3 separate regions of the Homo sapiens genome follow, and regions 1 and 2 are each linked to region 3. Evidence: chromatin loops called from intact Hi-C (ENCODE). Cell type or tissue: ascending aorta. All regions are shown on one strand.

The links. A loop is a pair of places that touch in the nucleus more often than their neighbours do. Peaks named below come from ENCODE experiments on the same cell type or tissue, not always from the same donor. Only the 100,000 strongest peaks of a DNase experiment are listed, where the experiment ranks them.
Region 1: a loop joins it to region 3, with 4 times the contacts of the local background. A loop is called at or near these places in 5 of 110 quality-filtered maps.
Region 2: a loop joins it to region 3, with 3 times the contacts of the local background. A loop is called at or near these places in 3 of 110 quality-filtered maps.

What each region holds. Positions count from the first base shown.
Region 1 is chr3:124,465,738-124,470,737 of GRCh38, reverse strand. All of the region lies in intron 25 of KALRN (kalirin RhoGEF kinase), which reads right to left. Among named protein-coding and RNA genes, the nearest start is that of MIR6083, 94 kb to the right of the region's middle. In ascending aorta, a CTCF peak has its summit at 2,345; a DNase peak (open chromatin) is centred at 2,342; H3K27ac peaks cover 1,442 bases.
Region 2 is chr3:124,114,592-124,119,591 of GRCh38, reverse strand. The region is part of intron 1 of KALRN (kalirin RhoGEF kinase); the gene reads right to left. Among named protein-coding and RNA genes, the nearest start is that of MIR5002, 16 kb to the left of the region's middle. In ascending aorta, no CTCF peak of the experiment used is centred here; a DNase peak (open chromatin) is centred at 1,951; H3K4me3 peaks cover 352 bases; H3K27ac peaks cover 4,694 bases.
Region 3 is chr3:124,279,585-124,284,584 of GRCh38, reverse strand. The region is part of intron 5 of KALRN (kalirin RhoGEF kinase); the gene reads right to left. Among named protein-coding and RNA genes, the nearest start is that of MIR6083, 92 kb to the left of the region's middle. In ascending aorta, a CTCF peak has its summit at 2,668 (motif pointing right); DNase peaks (open chromatin) are centred at 1,044, 1,566 and 2,666; H3K27ac peaks cover 5,000 bases.

The sequences.
Region 1 (5,000 bases), 190 kb before region 3:
GGTTGTACATTGCCTTCTGGGGTTACTATCTGAGCAAATGCATTGTTTAGAAATGCTTCCTGGGTAATTCCCACACATCCAGTCCATAGATGAGCATTTAAAGGCAACTGTCCTAGATTCCAGGATGCTTCCAGATGGCAAATCCTACATCGGCTCTATAGGATTTAATTTAGGGGGAGAAAGCTAAGAACATTTTTTTTTTTAAAAAACCTATTCAGCTTGTGCCAGGCATACCAATTGATAAGTTTGAATAAGATATTCATTACCATCTCAATGTAAATGTTGAAAGTAAGTGGCAATATTAAACTCTGTTTTACTTCTTAATTGGAAGCTTATGAAGATGACAGATTATGTAAGTCTGATCCATATTATTCTACTTACTTCAAATAGACATGATGAATTCAAATTAAAGCAAAACAGCTCACAACTCTCTTCACAAATGATGAAACATTTCACCTTAGCTGTTCTATAGCAGCAATTTGGCCCTCACTACTCCAATAATTACATGTAATAAATTGTGAAGGAATGAGCAAAGCAAGTCATTTGTGTGAATGTCTGGGGTTCTTTCAGAAAGGAATAAAACTTTTAAAGAAATGTCAAGATCAAGGCAATGCCATTACTCTATTAAATTATTATAATTTAATATATTATGCAGTTACTTTATGAGGAAAATGCTTCCTTTTGGCTTTGTACACAATCCTGGGAAATGAAACTGCTGGCATTTATTAACAGAAAGCTTTCTGAGTTTTGTCATTAAATATGATAGAAACAGCACTATTTCAAAGGTACTGGACTGGTTCTGTTATTCTCTCTGAAGATGAATTTGGTCTAAAATCTCACTGCTTCTGGGGAAGTGTATCCTTCATTAAGGAGCGCACAATCTTGTCAGCAAACAGACTTTACATCAAGGGTGCAGTCTGCATCTAAATGGAAATAACTATTTGATGACCTTGTATGTCAATGTGCATTTGCTTGTTGGAACGCCAGAGGTGGTGATAGGGGAAGGGGCCTGTTGTGGCAACGGGAAAAAGAGGAACAACGTGGAGCATACATTTAAAAATTAAGTCGGAAATGGGGTGGGGAGAAAGGTGTGAGGTTCATGTATTTATAGGAAGTCCAGGACATTGCCTTCTTTTCAAAGCAAGGCTGGGTAACTGCCTTCATGCAAGTAGAGCTAGAGATTATTTCTAAAGAATCCATTAATGACCAGGCAGATTCAGAGCCTAGAACATAAGAGGCTCTAGACCATAGGGGCTAAGATAGCCGGTTAGCATACTGGAGCAGGTATTAAACTAATGGAGGGTCATGTACACTCAGGGAAAGGTGCTGGATTTTTCATGTAACAGTTCCAGCACAGTTGGATCACCCAGGCTGAGCCATGAGAAGCACCTGGCTTTGTCCCTTCATTTCACACTTGACACTTTAGCTCAGGTTAGGGATGAAGAGGAAAGGTCTGCAGGGCTGGACGCCCATTCAGCACATCACACTCTCAGCCTCCAACCACAAGCAGCAAAATTTACCTTGCTGCATGGTTACCTGTTGAATATGTTTTTGCCAATATCTTCTAACTTTGTCTAATTTGTGTGATCAGATGAATAAAGTTATTTGCATAGATATATACCAAGTTTAATGTTAAAATAAAATACAAAAGATTAATCTTATGCTTAATGTTACTCATCTCCAATAAGGTGGTGTTTAGCAACCAGGCATGGATGCTAAGAAGTTAGTGTGTAAAACAAAAATTAACATTACTTTGACACATCCAAACGAAGTGTTTAGACTTTGTCTTGTTTTGGGTATTCCCTAACGTCTATAATCAGCCCCAATGTTGATAGCTTACTGAAAACACAAACAACAGTAACAAGACCACAGCTACATTTGTATAGGGCTCCTCTGATGGGTTCTGCAAGTTACCTCTTCAAGTGTGCGTTTGGGGACCAAAGAAAAATCACAACAGGCCTTCCCCTTCCTCTTTCCTTAACATTTGACTATTAAGAAAATGACAGCTGGATTCTTTGGCTGTGTCACTAATTTTGGTTTGGGCAGATCATAAACCTTTGTAAGTTTCAGTTTCTATAGAGCAAGGGAGAACTAGATTATCTTTAACGATTTCTTTCGGGCTTTTATATTTGATAATTCTATGATTTTCCATACGTGAGAAACCACTAACACCAAAGGCATTTGGAGTGGGGGAAGAAGCTTAGAAAGCATAGAACATGCACATTTTAAGCAAGGGTGTGTGTGTTGGGAAGGGGTAGGAGGGGCAAAGAGGGAGGAAAAGGTAGCAGCAGCCTGACAGGGCGGCCTTTCCCCAGTGGCCTGAACTGCACATCCCTTCTCTCACCACCTGGTGGAGCTAGCGCTCTGCCGTGCAGCCATGGATCAACCCCCCCCTTGTGTTTCAAGGGGTTGTAAAATCAATTTATGGGTGGCAACCAGAATTTTAAAAAAGAGGAGGAGGAAGAAATAGAGCCTAACACAAAATACCACAGTGCATCACACATAATGCAGGTGTTTTTCAAAATTTAACTTCCCTGTTATATATAGCATATATGCATGCGTATATCAGGGCATAATGTACAGTCTTTTTCTTTGGTTCATGATAAAAATGGTTTGAAAAACACCACCTTGCTCATTCTCCCTCAACAGGATGGTAGCTCTGGGAAGGTCTAGGTCTTTATCCATCTCTTTCCCTCGATCTCCTTCTCCTCATCCCCTCCCCTTTCCCTAGGGCCTCTTTCCGCAGATGGATCTACCTACCTACCTACCTGCCTGACTACCTACCCTACCTACCTATCCACCCTCCCACCGTCATTGCCTCCCTCTGGCTCTCCTGCTTCTCTCCTTCTCTATCTCTTCCTTTCTCCTTATTATCTGTCCACTTCATGGTTTTCTCACTTATCCTCTATCCACCTAGCTCTCTCTCCTCCTTTCCTTTTGTCTCTCCCTACATTTCTGAATTGCACTATCTCTGCCCACCACCTCTCCTTTCTTTTCCTCGTCTTACAGACATGGATGTGAGAAGACCCAGCCTACCTGGGAGTGCGACAATGAGACCTCTCTCTGCTTCCCATGACCCAGGATGGAGCCCCACTCCCAAACCCCCTATTGCCTCTCTCAACCTCCCTGCTAGACTTCACCACTTTTCTCCCTTGCAGGGCCTTTGTTCAAACTTTATTCCATCATCAAGGAAGCCATCCCTGCCTGTAAAAATCCCACCCCTTATTTAAATTATATCTCAAATGCCCCCTTCTCCATGAGGCCTTTCCTACTCTCCAACTGAGGCTATTTTCTTTGTGCTCCACTTGTGCCCACCTCCACCCTTATTGCAGACAGATATGTCATTCTCAGAACCCAGAGGGCAGAGGCTGGGTTCAATCACAGGGTACCAGCTTCATCTCCAATCTAGCCACCTTTGGCCCAAGGGAGGAACTCTGGGAAGTTGACTGAAATGTGGCTGTGGTTCAGTCGCTCATTGGGGTGCCCTTCCCTAAATTCCCCAGCCTCGATTTTACCCCTGCTGCTCACCCCTCACTGCTCCTGGCTGACCCTGGCCTGGTCAGTGCTCCCAGTTCAACCTCACACATCTCTGGTCCTGCTCCTTCGGAGCAGGGAACACCAGGTTGGGAGGGCAGTGGCTGGTGGCCAAGGCCAAATCTAATAGCTTCCAGCCAAGCCTGGAGGGAGGGAGTGTGCAGAAGGGGCATCTAACCTTGGTGGTTGGTCCCTAATTTGAAAATCTAGACCTTGCTGAAAACTGATTTATTTCAGGTAATTGTTGTAGGGGTGTGGCACAAGAATGACATAGCTCTGGGAGAAATGGGTAGAAATATTCATCAAATTCTAAGATCCACATGGAAGCTGTTTCACTATGAATTAAACCAGCCAGATGTGGCAGCCACCATTGGTGGTCTAGGGAGTGAGAGAAGGGGAGAGAGTGCTGAAGTGGGAGACCAAGCCCTGGAATCTAAATCCTCACTTTTAAGGAAAGGGGAGGGGCGCACACTGGGCAAGTAACGACTCCTCTGGGATTGTCTCCTTGTCTGTACATGGAGAGGGTTGTACTTGATGGTTGAGAGGACCCTCTGAGCGCTGGGAGTAGAGATTTTATGAAAATGTTATTGCTCAGACTCACATATGACCCTATCTCCAAAAAACCAAAAAGGAAGAAGTTCAGATTTAACAGAAGGTGATGAGCATTTTAAACAAAAAGCTGTCCACAGCAAAGTTGCAAATCTAATAACAGCAAGCTGAAAACAAATTATTTTCTTGAATTACAAGTTGTATGCTAGGCAAAATGGGAAGACTGCATTAACAAAATCATTACTGTCTAGGGATCTACTAATGGAATATATTCTCCTGTCTGAGTGCTCCAGGAATGCTTATAAAATGCAATCAAAATAGGTCTAAGTCTTGTGTAGATAAGTAAATTTCATGATTATATAGTTATTTCTGTAGGAAAGAGAAGTAGTGCAAAATGGGGAGAGTGGAGGGCAAAACGAAGTATCATTCCACTTCAGTCTCCGGTTTGTGTTAAAGCCAATGTTTGCAGGTATTAAATTCTACATATTAAACTGTTCTTTAAAGAAGTTTTGGTGCTGGGGAATTTCCCCATTCAATACCTATAAAGACAAAGGTCCTTGAGACAGACAGATCACAGACACACACACACACACACACACACACACACACACACACACACAGAGCAAGAGAGAGAACTAATCCTGGTTGCAATTTTTCAAAGTGACACCATTTAGACAGATCAATACTATCTAGTTAAGATATGTATTCACCACATAACCCTTGGTCTAGGTGCTAATTTTCTAGTGACTTAGCTAATTAAGTTAGCAAGGTCGTGTCAATCTCAATCCCTTTCTCTCTCAATCTCTCAATCTCCCAATATTCCTTCCTCCTGCTCTCCCTCCCATAGGCTCTCTCTGGATTACAGGCAGATAACCTGAGCTATGCACTAGAAATGAGAGGAGCATGTTTCCGTTAGA
Region 2 (5,000 bases), 160 kb after region 3:
CATCCTTGCGATCTGAGACAGATCCTGAGGAAGCTGCTCTTGGAAGCCAGCAATGGCATTTAGTCATGCAAAGCAATGAGCTGACTTCATTTTCCTCAATAAATATTTCATTGAGATTCAGAGAAATAACAGAAATCTTACTCATGAGATTTATGTTTGTCTTAATGATTCACAGCATAATTTGTTGCAAATTAAATATTTATTTTAATATCTTCTTGGGTCTGAAAACTTCTGTCCATTTATCAGTGAGTCTTTGTACCATCAGTCCCCTCACAGATGTGAAGACATTGGGAACAGTCTAATTCTTCTCTGAAGTGGGAGTTTTTCCTTTCCAGCTCCCTCTTAATGAGGAGCCTGCACCACATCTGTGCAACAGTTGCACTGTCTCTGACACATCCCCCAGGGCCCTGTCAGTCAGCTTCCACTCCCTGTTGCCTCTCGCCTTGCAGGTCTCAAATCTACACACATTCGTAAAAGGCTTACCTGCTCAGCTACCTCTCCCACCTCTCCCAGCCACAGAATCCCAGAGACACTCTCTGTAAAACAAGGTGGGGGTTGAGAGAAGGAAGAAAGCTGGGCTCTCATTACAGTATGATGAAAAGGAGACCGGAATTGGAACAAAGAGCTCTGAGTTCAATGTCACTACTCCATGGACATACAGTCTTATGACAGTCACTTATCTGGCCACGTCCTACTTGTAAAATGGGGATACATATACTGCTGAAAGACTCAAGTGAGATAGATGGTGGACATGCTTTATAAACTGTAAAGAATGACAACTACCTGCCAGAGTTGTGACAATTAAATGAGAAGACGGATTTCCAGTGTTTGGAACAAATCTGGTATATAATAAATGTTCAAGTAAGACATCGTTATAAAAATATGAGAAATTAAATATGTTTACTTTTTTTAGAGTGCAATGACTATTTAGGCCTCACTGCCTGGCATTTACATGTGGCCTAAGGGAACATGTCCCATGACTCACATAGAGAGATGCACAGAAGTCTTAGGAATCTCCAGAGCCCACGTGAGGGACAGAGGGCTTCTGTGGATGCATGGAAGTGTCTCCTGCAACTCCACGGAATGCTTCTGGGGGCTGGAAAGTTGTACTTTTTAAATGTTCACATGTATATCTTTGCAGTCTCCTGCAGAAACCCTCTCTCCCACAGAGATGGCATAATCCTAACTAAGTTGCTAAAACTTCCCTAGATCCTAAGAAAAGCATTCCCTGTTTACTTCACAGGGAGTATAGTCTAAGCCACACACCCCCATCGGCCCCAAGAACAGCCCCCTCCAAGTGGCAGCCAGAGCCATCTGCCATCTGTAGTCCCTCTGTCCTGTCCCCCAGCTGCGAGTCCCACCACGTAGTCTCCCTGAAATATGGCCCAGGCACAGATGGAAGTGTCTCCTTCATCTCCACGGAATGTTTCTGGGGGCTGGAAAGTCTGACAGTCACCCTGAGGGAAGGCACTCTCCTCTGCCTACCTCCATGCCAGCCCTCAGGGAGGTTTCCTGGATGATCCCTAAGAGGAGGCAAGATGGATCTGGGAGGAGGGAATGAGTAGATTCCCAAGACAGCTTAAAACCCAAAGAGATTTTACGTTCAACATTAATTAAATGTCATTTCTAAAATTTTTAAATCCCTGGCACTGTGAGAAAGATTTACAATGCTAAAGCAAAAAGGGCTTCTGAAAAGTAATTATAAAGGCTTATAAGTTAATAATGGCTTTGTACCTTGTACTACTACAGCTAATTCCATTATCTTAGAAACTAAAAACTAATGTTCAGTAACTTGGTGAATGCCTCAATCTGAAGCTTCTGAAAGAACGGTGCCAACAGCCTTCTTGGCCACCACATCATGTTAAGTAATTCTCTCCTCCAGGAAGCCATCCCAGAATATCTCTCACCAAGTCTGAGTCATCCATTCACTCTAAACACCACCCACCCCACTCCCCCGACACACACACTGCCTTAATGTTCCTCTACTTCTTCCGGAAGAATCTTAAATTAACACAAGAGTGCATTATTTTAGCACCTATAAAAGGATCAGCTGAGTGATATTAGCCAAAAGGAATGAATGAACTGTTTAAGGTGTCAAAGCACTACAAGGGTCAGAGAGGTTCTGAGCAGGAGGCACTTTTGTAGCATCCTTCAAATCACACCAATTCTGTCTTCTCCAGAGATGACCCTTAATAAATGTTTAGTTATTTAAATATAAAATAATTTGCTGATTCTCCCCACCCCCAGAATGTTCAAGGGAAAAAAAAAAAACACTGTTTTTCTTTTCCATAAAAGAAATTCCTAGTATAGACCCCTAGCTCAGGGCAGCAGGTCAACAAAATACACTTGACCACACACCAGCCAGTCCCCCCTTCTCTCCCTCTGAGCTGATGCAGATCAGAAGGAAGCCTGCAAGGTCTGAAATCTGACCTTCCATCTGCCACTTGATCTTCCATCTGCCACTTCCCCAATTCAAAAGGGGCTAGGGGCTGGAGGATACAGCAAGAAAGATCTCCAGGGATCCACTTGGTGGTGAGCAGATGTTAATTTGGACTCCAAATAGGATAGAGTAACTCTGCTTCAAAGCAAGAGGCCTAAGGTCACAGTCAAAGACACTTTGGTGGACAAAGGAGATTCCAAGATGTTACTGAACAGTCCAACATCTGACTCTGCCTCCAGGAATCTACAGTATAGGTACAGTAGTCTCTCCTTATGCGTGGTTTTATTTTCCACAGTTTCAGTTACCTGTGATGCAATATAATAAGATATTTTGAGAAAGAGTGATACCACAGTCACATAACTTCCATTATATTGTTATAATTGTCCTATTTATTATTAGTTATTGCTGTTAATCTCTTACTGTTCCTAATTTATAAATTACAGTTTATTGTAGGTATGAACATACAGGGAAAAAACATAGTATATTTAGGATTCAGTACTATCTGTGGTTTCAGGCATCCACTGGGGATCTTGGAACGTATCCCCCTCAGATAAGGGGGAACTACTATATTCTCATCATCATTTCTGGACAGAAGAGAGGAAAGGATACAAGACTTAAGATAAGAAAAGCTAGATTAGAACCTAATTATGCATACCATTATCCAGGCTGAATGACTTTGTCAAGTCACTTAACTTATTTCAGCCTCAGTTTCCTGATCTGTAAGATAGGATCTATACTATTTTGAAGGTTGAGATAAGCACTTAGGACAGTTCCTGGCACATAGGAAGTACTTAATCAATATAAAAAAAATTACTTAGTGATAATACAACCATTATCAACAGGCCACATTCTCCAAGTTCTTTTTCCAGTACAAGGACTAGATTTTTACTATCTGTCTATGCTATTTTTGCTGGCCCTTGCATGACTAATAAAATGCTACTAAAAGACTACCAGCTGGAACAGAAGATGTAGTCTCTAGCCATGACCAAAGAGAAGATATCTGGCCACCAGAGGGAAGAGAGCTGGGCTGCAGCCTTGGCCTCATGAATATAACATCCAGGCCAACTAAGCCAGCAGTACCATACGGATATTCTAAAACATCACTGTCACTGTAAGATAAATATGCACCATACCCTTCATTTGAGTACAGAAGTTTTAAGTCACCAAATTTGATTCTTTGTGGACCATACACTGATAAATAGATCTTATCTTTAAAAATGCATCCCCATTTTTGTTGACAATCCTGTCTCCCACAGTGAGAAATGTTCCTGGAACCAGGGTCTGTTTCAGGAAACCAATTTAAATTCATGAAGCTTCTGGTATTTATGATAAAATGAAAGTAAATCTAGTTGAAGCAAAGACCTACATTCCCAAGACAACTGACCATTCATTTATTAGTTGCTGCCCCTAGCTAACACCCAAACCACAAGCTGCCGTTGCTCGACCTCCCTGCAGGAACCCTGGTCATTCAGAAGTACCAGGGTGAAGCTGAAAAAGAAGGGGGAACAAATAGCTTTAAATCAAGGGACACACCCTCTACAGCCAAGGTCAACACCCAGGAAGGGCAGCAGGGCTCGGACAGTGGCAGAAAGACTCCACCCATACAGCACTTTGAACAGAAGCTCTCTTCCAACTGGAGGCATAGAGCTAGCTGCTAATCTGACGGACGCCCAAAACAGAGAAGTGGGTAAAAATAAAATTACGACTGCTCCCGTGAGAAGGCCAGGAAGAGAACATATCGAAACAATCATGGCCTGCAGCCCTGCCTAACACCAGTGCTGCTAAGTGACCTCAGCCAAAGGCAGGAAATGATTGATCAAGTTACTTTTCTTGCTCAAAATATCCCAATGGCTGCCCATAGACTACTGAATAAAATCCTAGCATGGGACCGAAAGCCCACCCAACCAACCTTTCCAGCTTTCTCTCTCAATATTCCTAATCTCCTTCATACACATTCACAATGTGTATAAACACACATCCACCACATAAAGACTATTTCCCAAATTCTCCCTTCTTCTCTAGGCCTCCTCTATCTCCACAAGCCCAACTTTTACCCATCCTTTAAGGCCCTTTCAAGATCAAATCCACAGCTGAAATTCTCCTCCTCATTTTCTCTGCTCCCATGGCACTTTCTAACTGGGTAATGTCTTCCCTTCACTGTCATTCTCATGAAGACAAAGATTCTGCCTCTCTTGTTCACACTCATAATAGTGCCTGCACAGGGTAGGCATTCAATACATATTTGTTAAATTGGGGAATACTACCTCACTGACGGGAAGTTTCTTCTGTGACTTGAGTTTCCTAGCCTTCACCAGACAAGACATCCCATTAACAGAGGCAATCCAAATTCCACTGGCTTTGGCCTGATCTTCTTCCTCATGTTGCACCTCAGCCCCTGAAAAGTTTCATCTCACTATGTCCAGGAGCCCCACTCATATCTCCCCATGCTCATTCCTGCTCACAAAGCATTGTCAGCCGTACCTGCCATGTCCTTCCTCTGCTGCTCTGGCTGCCCGCTGTTGCTGGAGGATGCCTGGGGTGCCCTCTGTGAGGACACCAG
Region 3 (5,000 bases):
AAAATGTGAAAAATACTATAAGAGACGTATACTGTGGGCTGACAGTAGAGGAGCACTTGGTCCAACTTGGCAGAGATAGGGTTAGGGAAAAGCATGGATGGCTTCTGGGTGGCAACACCTGGACAGCACTTGAAAGACAACAGGATTTCATCAGGCAAAGAAGGTGTAGTTTGCAAGGGCATTTTAATCAGAGGAAATAGCTTAAGCAAAGGCCTGGAGGTTTAAAGCAGCAGCATAAAATGAGGGATTGTAAGAAGCCATAGTAGGAGATAGGGAGATACCAGATCACAAAGGGCAAAAGATGCATTGGGGAACCACTGGAGGGGAGTGATAGCTCAGATTTGCTTTTAACTACGAAGTGAGTGTCTAGACTGAGACCCTCCCAGATATACAGGCATTTATCTCATTGCAAAGGGGAGACCAAGCCAGCCTTGATCTCATAGAACAAAAACCAACTAGCACATTGCAGACTTCTCACCAACTGATGGTCTCTGCCTCCGCTTTCTCCTCCATTTTGTTCCCTCTCCCATCTTTTTCACACAAACTATTCAAATGTCTGGGTCAAAGAAGATAAAGATCATAATATGATAATATATGAAAAGTTCTGAGTATAGCATATGATACATAGCAGATCCAGAATGTATGCTAGTCTCTTTCCACTTCCTCTGGGTTCAGACAAGATAAACTGGCAGTCACAACAAGTAGTTGCTGTCTGATTAGAGAAACTAAGACTGCGAAACTTCATGCTAAAATCACACACTGTTCTTGACAGATGAGCTGCAGTTCAGCAGCTGTCTGGAGAAGCACACACTCAATGCTAAGCCTTAAAAGGCCACTCTCCTCGCACTTGCCCTCCTCAAGTTAAGTGATGTAATAAAAAATCTCACCAAGTCATTAATATAAATATTTTCAGACTTTAAATAAGGTGTTTTTGCATTTTATTTCCAGCCTATGAGCCTGGATGCACTTTATTCCCTGCAGCACTGGCAACACACTCATTACCCTCCTGTGGGGAAGGAATGGTCATCCAGGAGCCAGCAAGTCAAGCAGATGAGAAACAGAACTAACCAAGCCAGGAGTCAGCCCAGACAGCCCCGGGATATTGACTCTGAGTGGCCAAATTCCTTCCATTTGAACCACAAATGCTGATAAAATATTTTCAGGAACACAGTGAGGGAATGTACTTCACTCACTTCCCAAAATGTAGACTTGAAGAGGTCAAATCCTATTTAATCCAGGCTGAGAAAATAATGCCCAACTTTATCCCGGAGCTAAATTTAGACATAAACTGAGATCTGGCCCTTGGCAAGTTAATTTAGATGAGCTAATGGTTGTTCCTGGCATAAGGGATACACTCAATAAATGGTAACTATTATTGTTACTGCAAAAATGGAGTGTCTGTTGGATGTTCTCATCTAGTCCTCCCACACATCCTAAAATCGGCTGTGCCAATCACTTGCACATCTGGGAACAAAGCTCCACATGAGGCTAAGGATGAGGCAGCTCTTTCTTTGGGAGCCCCTCTCTGGGAGGAGGCAGGCTTCCCTGTGGGAGCCCTTCTCTTGGGGAGAAGACCACCACCTAGCTATGCTGGTATGTGCTAGGTGGGCCTGACCTTGAGCTTAGGAGGAGGACTAGGCACCCCATTTTGCCCCTTCTCCCCTCTTCCAGCAGCAGCCTCTGCAATGGGGCTCAGACAGGTAAGGGGCCATGCAGGGAGCCAGGCTGGGCACATCCACAAGGAGAAGCTTGGCAGTGTTTCCAGCTTCCAGACCCTACAGGATATACTCTGCAGGGCTTAGGAAGAACTTACTGAATGAAGAGCCCCATCACTCCTCAAGGCTGCCAGAGGACCAAGGTAAATGCCTGTGTTTAGATAGCATCCATTGTCCCTAAAAGTAGGTTAGAGGCCAGGCGTGGTGGCTCATGCCTGTAATCCCAGCACTTTGGGAGGCCAAGGTGGGTGGATCACCTGAGGTTGGTAGTTCAAGACCAGCCTGACCAACATGGAGAAACCCCATCTCTACTAAAAATACAAAATTAGCCAGGTGTGGTGGCACATGCCTGTAATCCCAGTTACTCAGGAGGCTGAGGCAGGAGAATCACTTGAACCCAGGAGGCAGAGGTTGTGGTGAGCCAAGATTGTGCCATTGCACTCAGCCTGGATAACAAGAGCAAAACTCCATCTCAAAAAAAAAAAAAAAAGAAAAATGTAGGGCAGAAATGCAACAACCAGCTAACACATGATAATGTTTTTAGTAACCTTCATAATCACTTCTTTCACTTTTCTGTGCCTTAAAACAAATTAAAATTAAAATTTCATTTAATTATCCATCCTTCTTCCAAAATGTCTTCGGGAATTGTTCCCACTCGTGTCCCACTGCCAATCCTCCTAACACGAAGGCCTTGGTGCTGCCTTTGCCCCCTGACATCCAGCCAGTCACTGGTCTCATTTTCTTCCCTTGAGTGTCTCGAGGGTTTGTCCCTTCCCTTTCTACTTTCACTACCACCTCATCTGTTCCCACTTGGATTAGTATAAAAGGACCAGAACCAGTTTCTTGCCTCCAAATCACTCTTTCCATTGCAAGGTGAAACTTGCTAACACCCCAGTTTTCAACAGTGAGTGCATTAAGGTAGCGTTCCTAGAAACCATTCAGCAGTAGGTGGTGCTCTTGTGTCAGCTCAGTGTTCACAGGTTTTGTTCTATTCTCAAGCAGCCCAGTGAGTACAGACTGTGTCACGGTCAACTATTTATTTGGCACTAAGTATCTCTGGTCAACACAGAGTAATTGAAGACACTGGTCCTAACCTCCAGAAATTTTCAATATAATTGGGGGAATGAGATCTTTGAGCACCTAGCTATAATGCTAGATGGCATGGAACAGGGACAATTTGAGGGGGATGGATAAGGGCTGCAGGAAATGCTCAGAGGGAGAAAGAGCACCTCCAACAGGGCAGAACAGAGAGAGTAGCATCTGAGCTGGACCTTCAGCTGGGGGAGGGTTTTAATAGGCACATATAGTGGAGCAGGCATTCCAAATGGGAGGAGTGTTGGCATGAACAAAGGCATGAAAAGGTGGGAATGTGCAAAGCACAGAAGAGAATGCCCTGAGGGATGGGAGCTGAATGCCCAAGTCCAGTCTCACTCTCCATTCTAGGGCCCTCATGTTTGTACCCCCTCTTGCCACCTCATGACAAGGTCACCTCCCCAGGGAAATCTGGGACAAGCTGGTCAACCCAATCTCTAAAGAGGATGGAGGAAACCAAACCCTCTTTTATCTCTCCACCAGAACGCATATGTTACAGAGTATATCTTCTCACCACATCAGCAGTTGTTCCTATAGCAGGACATTCTTATGCTAGAGAAAGCTTACTAAGGAGAGACTAGAGGTGAACAAACCAAGAGTGGGATTTCAAAGGGGCCATGGGATGGGGGACTGGGGGAAGAACCCTTCTGGGATTCCAGCTAGAGGCAGATTTCCTCCAAGAGATTAATATTCCTTTGCGTGTTTTTTTTCTTTTTTTTATTATACTTTAAGTTCTAGGGTACATGTGCACAATGTGCAGGTTTGATACATAGGTATACATGTGCCATGTTGTTTTACCACAGGTTTCCGACTCTTTACAAGATAAGAGTATGAGGCTTTTGCTCTCCTTGGGAATGACCTCAGGAAGAGCCATGGGATACAGGAATGGGGTTGAACAGTAGATACCCTTGAGTTGGGCTTTTCCCTGAGAAACAGTAACTACTACTGACCTTGGCACCAGAACACTTTAACTCAACATTTTCATACTGGAAAAATCTCTCTGTGCTCACATGTGAGAAGACATCCTCCTGTATTTATATATGAGATGGTGTCTCTCTCTATTCAAGTGAGAGAACATCATTCTCTGGGTGGGCAAACTCTTGGGGTTTCAGATCAACTAACTTGGGCTACAAAAACTAGTGCACCTACACATACAAAATCTCATTCTCACCTGTGCAAGTGGGACCAAAAGCTGCAGACTCCTCCCATTACCCCTCATCCACTTGAAAAACTGGTCCCAGGAAAGCTGCATTAAAGAGTTTAGAGCCCACGTCAAACGAAAATAGGCTGAAAGAACTCACAGAACTTTATCTGGTGAAGAAAACATGAGGAAGGTCCCCAAGCACTGTCCCCAAGTTATGGGAGAGCTGCCCTGCAGGGGAAGGAAGAGAGTAGTTCCCCAATGACCCTGGGAGACAGAGATGGGACTGCAGGGTGTAACTACAGGAGGGTAGATTCTGGCCTGCTGGAAGGAGGACTTTCTAACAACTGGGGCTACAGAACAGTGGAACAGGCTGCCTCACAAAGCTGTGGCTTCCTCAGCCCTGGAAATGCTCAGAAGAATCTGGAAAAATGCACATCTGGAAGGGAGTTCTGCCATGGGTAAGGGATTGGACCTGAATCAAAGACTTTAGGATTCTCAGATGCTCCTGGCAAGACCTGAACCATTTGCCAGAATCCAGTTTTCCTCGTGGTCCACTGGTTATTCCATGGACTTCTGACTCTCTGTTGTGCTCTGACTCCTGGTAACCCACATGGCATGAACACAGACCTCCTGCACTCCTCTCTGTAGAGCCTGTGCTCCAGCCACACCCAACTGCAGACATTCCCAGGATCCAGCCTGCATTTTGAGGCTGCTGTGCCTTTGCTCACACTCTTCCATCTCCCTGCATCCCAAACCCTGGCTAAACATTTCTCCATCTATGCTCCCATAGCACTAATAGACACCGTTGTGAACTTACCTGTGCAATGGCTATTTGTTTGCTGGTGCCCTCTGCTCCAACATGGCCAGGCCTGAATGTAGCTCATCTTCCAATTGCCCATCCCTGGCACAGTACTCGGCACAGTGATTGGCTTATCTTCAGCAAGTGTTCTCTAAGATCCTGCCAGACTGGTTACAGCTTCCATTTCCTTTTCTCCCTGCTAGCAGCTGACCTTGTGTCTAATACCCACTGATGAGGTCCTCCTCAAGAT